Linked DNA regions of Homo sapiens: region 2 is linked to region 1. The links are chromatin contacts, found by Hi-C or POLR2A ChIA-PET in ENCODE. All regions are on one chromosome and are shown on one strand. The core of a region is the stretch at or near the end of the contact, and the rest is flanking DNA. Distances in the headings are between cores, read along the strand shown. Region 1 overlaps PPP3CA (protein phosphatase 3 catalytic subunit alpha). Region 2 overlaps PPP3CA (protein phosphatase 3 catalytic subunit alpha).

Region 1 (3,043 bases), core at 290-2,789:
TACGTCATTCTCTTTAATATATAACAAAAGATAGATATTTTTCAAAAAGATTTCTCTGATTAATTTCAGATGCTTTCTTGCTTGCTTTATAATATCTTTATAAAACTTCTATTTTATCTTCAATGTGTTTTATAATATAGTAATTTTTTAAAAATATTTTTTATAATGCTTTATGTTCCTAAGATAATAAATACCCTTAGGACAGAAACCTGCCTTGAACTTATACCGCCCCTCCCTGTAGCTAATACTGTCTTCTAACAAATGGAACAATCATCACTGGGCCTCTGCTAAATTACTGGGGAATAAGTGATTTTTCATCTCTTTGGGGTGTTTAGGTGTTAGCAATATGCTTTTCCTGCCGTTCTCTCTCTCTCGCTCTTTCTCTCTCTCTCTCTCTGTGTGTGTGTGTGTGTGTGTGTATATACGCAGTGCTTTTCAGCTTGAACATTTTGTGATTTGTGATAATTTCCATTAAAAAGCATAAAAGTGGAACAGAGTTTCTGTTTCTCTTTTCTAATACTATTAGAAACTTCTGTATATCCTAGGTAAATAGTTCAGCAACAGTGGGAATCTAGATGATATTCAAGTATTGTCTAGATCTATGAGGAAAATGTTGGTATTTCTTTGAAAAGCTGAGTATATGATGGCATATGTTTTGAAAATGTCTGAAGTTTTTCTTCAAAATGAATTCCCTCCAAGTCAATAATGCAAATACTCCTCACTTAATGCTGTTAACCTAGCAAATTGGCACTTGATTAATTTTATTTTTTTCAGATTTCCAATAAAAATCAGGTATATATTTTCATGGGGAAAAACTTAGCTTAAACACATAAGGGTATCAAACTTAGTGTGACGAAAATATTTTAAAATTATTCTTTCTTAAGAATAGTGTAAGTTGTTCCAAAAGGGCAAATAAGAAAGGGCAACTAAGTCGTTTACCAAGGGCAAAAAAGTGACAGACATAGTCAGGCAACCTGTCTGACAGTGGTAACAAGACAGTATACTTCTATACAGAGGCATTGCGAAGGCACAAGGAATTTAAGTGAAGGCCTCAAAAAAAGAAAAAAGATAGGGAAGGAACATTTATTGAGAACCTATTCTGTGCCCCTTAGCTGGGCCTTTTATAGCTAATATATACCAAACAAATCTGCTGTTTTTGAAAGACCAACCAGTATCTCTGAAAGTAAAGTGGTTTTTTCTTTGTTTTTGTTTTTGTTTTTTTTCTCTGACACACACTTACCTGGAAAGGTCGTATATTCACTTTTCTTTAAGCAGAACAGAAGCCTTTGAAGACACATGTTGGTCAACACCTGATTCTGGGTACCAGATGGGCATGTTTCCATGCAGAGACTGGGCCATCCTCTCCAGTTTCTAAGATACACTCATGTTCATCAGTTAGATGTTTTATTTATTGAATTGACTGGGGACAACTAGGAAGTGGAGGCCCCATGATTATCTCCTCTTTTTCTCCCTTTCTCTTACAAAACACACTACACATGGGCACATGAACAGAGACTGTTTTCAGTTTCAGATCCCTTTTTGCCAAAGAACTGAATCTTTTTTATAGTCAGTATCTCTATAACTGTATGTTATCTTTCTTTTTTTTTTTTTGAGATGGAGTTTCACTCTTGTCGCCCAGGCTGGAGTGCAATGGTGCGTTCTCGACTCACTGCAACCTCCACCTCCTGGGTTCAAGCGATTCTCCTGCCTCAGCCTCCCGAGTAGTTGGGATTACAGGCGCCCACCCCTAAGCCTGGCTAGTTTTTTGTATTTTTAGTAAGAGACAGGGTTTCACCACATTGGCAAGGCTGGTCTCGAACTCCTGACCTCAGGTGATCTGCCCGCCTCTGCCTCCCAAAGTGCTGGGATTACAGGTGTGACCCACGATGCCCGGCCAACTGTATGTTATCTTAATGATAATTTTTTCCTGTTGGTCAGGGAATTTGTACAAAATGTGTAACACAGAAACTATCTTTTCTTTTATAATAAATTATTTGAATAACATACATTACTAGAATGTTTCCCTGCAGTGCTATTTTTATAATTGATGAATGTTTTCAATGGTATATAGTTTAAGTTCTAGTGAATATTTGCAGTTTGAATATTGGTTTTCTGTACCTTGATTTGCATTGTCAAAAATTTATTTTTATAATACACATTTGTTTCATTAAAAGTTCTTAGAGCAGAGACATAATGACTGTAAAAGGTTTTTCAGGTTTAATTTATGATTTGAATTTCATTTATAATGAAGTTATTTGAGTTTGAGACTCTTAAAAGACAAACATAATTGTATATTGGATGTTTTATTTAGTCAAGATAGATAAGTCTTAAGATAAAGTTCTGCTGATCATATTTAAAGGACAAATTCTAAAGCCTTGTGAATATCCATAATTTTGTTTAGGTTTTGAATGATATAATCATCTTATTGTACCCATAATGTTAGATAAAGCAATAACTTGATTTCCCACCGTATGGGAGGAGTCTTAAATCTGGGAGATTATAGAAACAAAAATAATTAGGAGGCAGAAGAGAGCATATGTATTCTCTTCTGCCTGCAAACTCAGTTATCTCTGTTGTATACACATACATGCACACATATGCACAAATGGTGCAATATTTGAGAAAATTGAGACTTATATTTTAAATTCATTATCTTGTTATAGTTATGCTCCGTTCACTTTGTCTTTAAATGTAGACTTTTAAAAATTTATTTTTCTGAGAGTGGACACTTTCCTAATGTTTTATAATGGCTTATGTTTTTTCCCCCAGTTCATGCACCTCAACCCCTTTCTGATTATGTAAAAAGTACAGCTGTAGATGCTTTTTCTGCCACAAGGATAAACTTGGCCTTAGAGTCAAGAGGCTTGTTTCATGAATGATGTATGTTTGATTATCTTTGATCCAGTCACATAGATCTGGATGTTAGAGATAAATGTGCTACTCCTGATGATTTCCTAACAGATGCTTCCCTTTTCTTTTTGTCTCTGGCAGTTACCCGGCTGTATGTGAATTCTTACAGCACAATAACTTGTTATCTATACTC
Region 2 (3,043 bases), core at 181-2,680, 43 kb before region 1:
CACTGTCCCTCACAGCACAGTTCCTCAAGGCTTCCCTTGGCTAGAGGAGGGAGTTTCACAACCCCTTGCACTTCCCAGGTAAGGTGACGCCCCGCCCTGCTTCTGCTTGCCCTCTGTGGGTTATAGCCACTGTGTAACCAGTCCCAGTGAAATGAACCGGGTACCTCAGTTGGAAATGCAGAAATCACCAGCCTTTTGCATTGGTGTCGCTGGGAGCTGCAGACAGGAGCTGTTCCTATTCGGCCATCTTGCCCAGGAATCAAAAATTAATTTTAATAAAAAATTTTAATTGACAAATGATAATTGTGTCCATATTCATGGTGTACAACATAGTGATGTTTCAATACATATAATGTATGATGGATGATCAGACCAAGGTAATTAGCATATCCATCATCACAAACATTTATCATTTCTTTGTGTTGGGAACACCCAATATCCTTTTCACTATTTGAAAATACATAAAATATTAATTCTAGTCATCCTGTAGTGGTATAGAACACTATAACTCATTCCTCCTATCTAGCTGCAATTTTGAGAAGGATTTTTATGTTAGCTCTCAGGGCACATAGCCTCTTATTAGGATAGGGAAGACTGGACAAGTCTGTGGCCTAGATATCTCTATGTGAGGGATGCCTTTCCATAAAGACTCAGGGGCTTATGATGGCAGAAAGTCCTATATGTACATCAGAGATGTAGTAGCTGACATCAGTAAGGATCCTGTATAGAGCACAGTCCCCAGAGTGAGACTGCCTTGGTTTGAATTCCAGCTCTGCTACTTATCAGCTTGGACAATTGCTTAATCTTTCTCAATTCTCCATCTGGGAAATGATGATAAATACTTGTACTCACCTCCTATGGTTACAGAAAGGTTAATTGAACTATTTCATCCAAAATGCTTAGAAACATTGCTTGACATATTTTAAGACTCAAAATGTTGTTGTTGTTATTGTTGTTGTGCATATGTATAGCAATAGAACTCAAATAATTGAGTAATACATTTGGTGTATTTGTTTCTTAGGGCTGGCCTCAACAAAGTGCTACCAACCGAGTCACTTAAAACAACAGAAATTTATTGTCTCACAGTTCTGGAGGCCAGAAGCCTGAAATCAGGATGTAGGCGGGGCCTTCTTGCCTCTGAAACCTCTAGAAGTAGATCCTTGCCTCTTCCAGCTTCTGGTAGCTCCAGGCCTTTTTTTGGCTTGTGACAGCAAGATTCCATTTTCTGCCTCCATCTTTACATGGCCTCTCTGATTCTGCCTGTGTTCAAGTGTTTCTTTAATTATAAAGACACCAGTTATATTGGATTAAGGCCCATCCCAATCAAGCGTGACCTGATTACATCTGCAAAGATCCTATTTCTAAGTATAGTCACATTTGTGGCTACCAGGGGTTAGGTCATCAACATATTTTTGGTGGGGGGTAGAGCACAGTTTAACCCATAATATCTAGAACAGAGACATTCAAAGTAGAGGAACTGGATGTACCAGAAGCAAGCAGAGGGCACTAATGGAGTTGGGGGTGAGGTGGAAGATCTAACAAAAGCTGATATTTTGACATTTAACTAGTGAATAGGCCTAGAGGTTTCTCTGAATAAATGATACACCCAAATCAAACCTCAGATAAGGGAAAACAAGATTTCTGTCCCCTGGGATGGGTGTAAGGGGCAGAATTTGGACTTAAATCCTAGAGGAATCAGGGTATTGAACAGATTCTCAAGATGTAAGCAGTAGACTTACACTTGGCACTTACCCTGTTCACTTTTGGAAATGTCTTTCCTTAAACATGGGATAAATGGCATCTTGGCAATTTCAAAGTGTTAATGTACTATTAACAACCTTCATAAAAACAGCATTGTAGATTGTAGTTGCCTGGCCATTTTCCAACACAGGTAGATTTTACTTATGTAAGGTGTTTTTGAGATCTTCTGGGAATGAGAATGTGTTTATTTTCTGTTTTTGATACTTAACTAAGTTTGCTTTGTGTAGCCAATAGGTATTGTCTCATCTCGAGAGCTTTACTGGTGGATAAATATGAGTTCGTCAGGTTTTTGAAGTGTTTAAAGATACAATGAATAAAAGGTGCATCATAAAAAGAGGTCTATTATCATAATCTCTGTATCTGTACGATCAGAATTTCCATAGTAATCAGTCTTGATTTCCTAAATACAGGATTATGACTGTAAGTGAGAAGCAATAATCTCTGAAATATTAAGGAAATTCATCTTTTGTATCTTAGTAAAAAAGTATTTTGTGAATACCATATTAATGACAACTGTGGAAAGAGAAATATGGAAATTGTACTTAACTTAGAATTTTCTAATCCTTACAGGAATTTGAATCAACGAAGATTAGATCATCCCCTAAGTGGGTTTTTATATAGTTGTTTCATTTCCAGTTTTCCATGCCTTTTTAACACTTGATCTTTGTATGAAAACTACTGCCATATTCAGAGACATGAGTCATGGTACTTAAAATGTTTTCACCATATTTTAGACATCACAGGATACTACAGTAGGAGAAGAGTAGTCTCTTGGCATTCACAATTTTTACATTGTAAGATTTGACCTTTCACAGTAGTTCATTACATGTGTTAATTTAACTCATGCATTATTCTAGCAGATTTCTCAGCATATGAATTTCATTTTGGCTTTTCCTTTAAAAATATTGTGTATAAATTTACCTGCACATCTCTCTTCCTACCCCCTACCATGTAGTATGAGTGTTTATTTCCTATGAAAAAAGATATCCATGAAAAGAAAGCAAGTTCCATTGAAAGTGAGAAGAAAGTGATGAGGTGATGACTTAATAGCCAGAAAGAATGGCTTCAGATAAACTAAAGAATAAAATGTCATATTGTTCAGGGATTTAGATCTGTAATATAAATGAATCTATTATAAATTCTATGCAGAAACTAGGTGGGGTGAATATAAAATGGTTTCAGTGAGTTTTCCAGGTCTTGCCAAGATTGCTGAAGTAAGAACCTGACCTCTAGCCAAGGCACTGGAATGGCTACTGCAATGATCTTTATGATAAAGAGAAAT

Evidence for each region. A loop is a pair of places that touch in the nucleus more often than their neighbours do. ChIA-PET counts read pairs that join two places held with the same protein, here RNA polymerase II (POLR2A). Pooled maps may share reads with other maps.
Region 2: a map of B cell shows a loop between it and region 1 (5-fold over the local background). The contact joins two enhancer-like sites. A Hi-C loop is called at or near these places in 2 of 168 maps with a recorded cell type or tissue (B cell and naive thymus-derived CD4-positive, alpha-beta T cell), 1 of 37 single-sample maps with no recorded cell type and 1 of 50 pooled maps. POLR2A ChIA-PET finds 5 or more read pairs at or near these places in 5 of 52 experiments (BJ, CD4-positive, alpha-beta T cell, HEK293 and 2 more).

What each region holds. Positions count from the first base shown.
Region 1 is chr4:101,083,212-101,086,254 of GRCh38, reverse strand. PPP3CA (protein phosphatase 3 catalytic subunit alpha) reads left to right here. Exons shown (of 14, transcript NM_000944.5): 7 at 2,992-3,043. Among named protein-coding and RNA genes, the nearest start is that of MIR8066, 160 kb to the left of the region's middle. Within about 2 kb of position 1,539, at least 3 of the 41 ENCODE cell types and tissues checked have a DNase peak (open chromatin) inside an H3K27ac peak, as active enhancers do; they include B cell and OCI-LY7, where a contact is called at or near this core.
Region 2 is chr4:101,125,663-101,128,705 of GRCh38, reverse strand. All of the region lies in intron 2 of PPP3CA (protein phosphatase 3 catalytic subunit alpha), which reads left to right. Among named protein-coding and RNA genes, the nearest start is that of MIR8066, 110 kb to the left of the region's middle. RefSeq lists a silencer at 1,384-1,433. Within about 2 kb of position 1,430, at least 3 of the 41 ENCODE cell types and tissues checked have a DNase peak (open chromatin) inside an H3K27ac peak, as active enhancers do; they include B cell and OCI-LY7, where a contact is called at or near this core.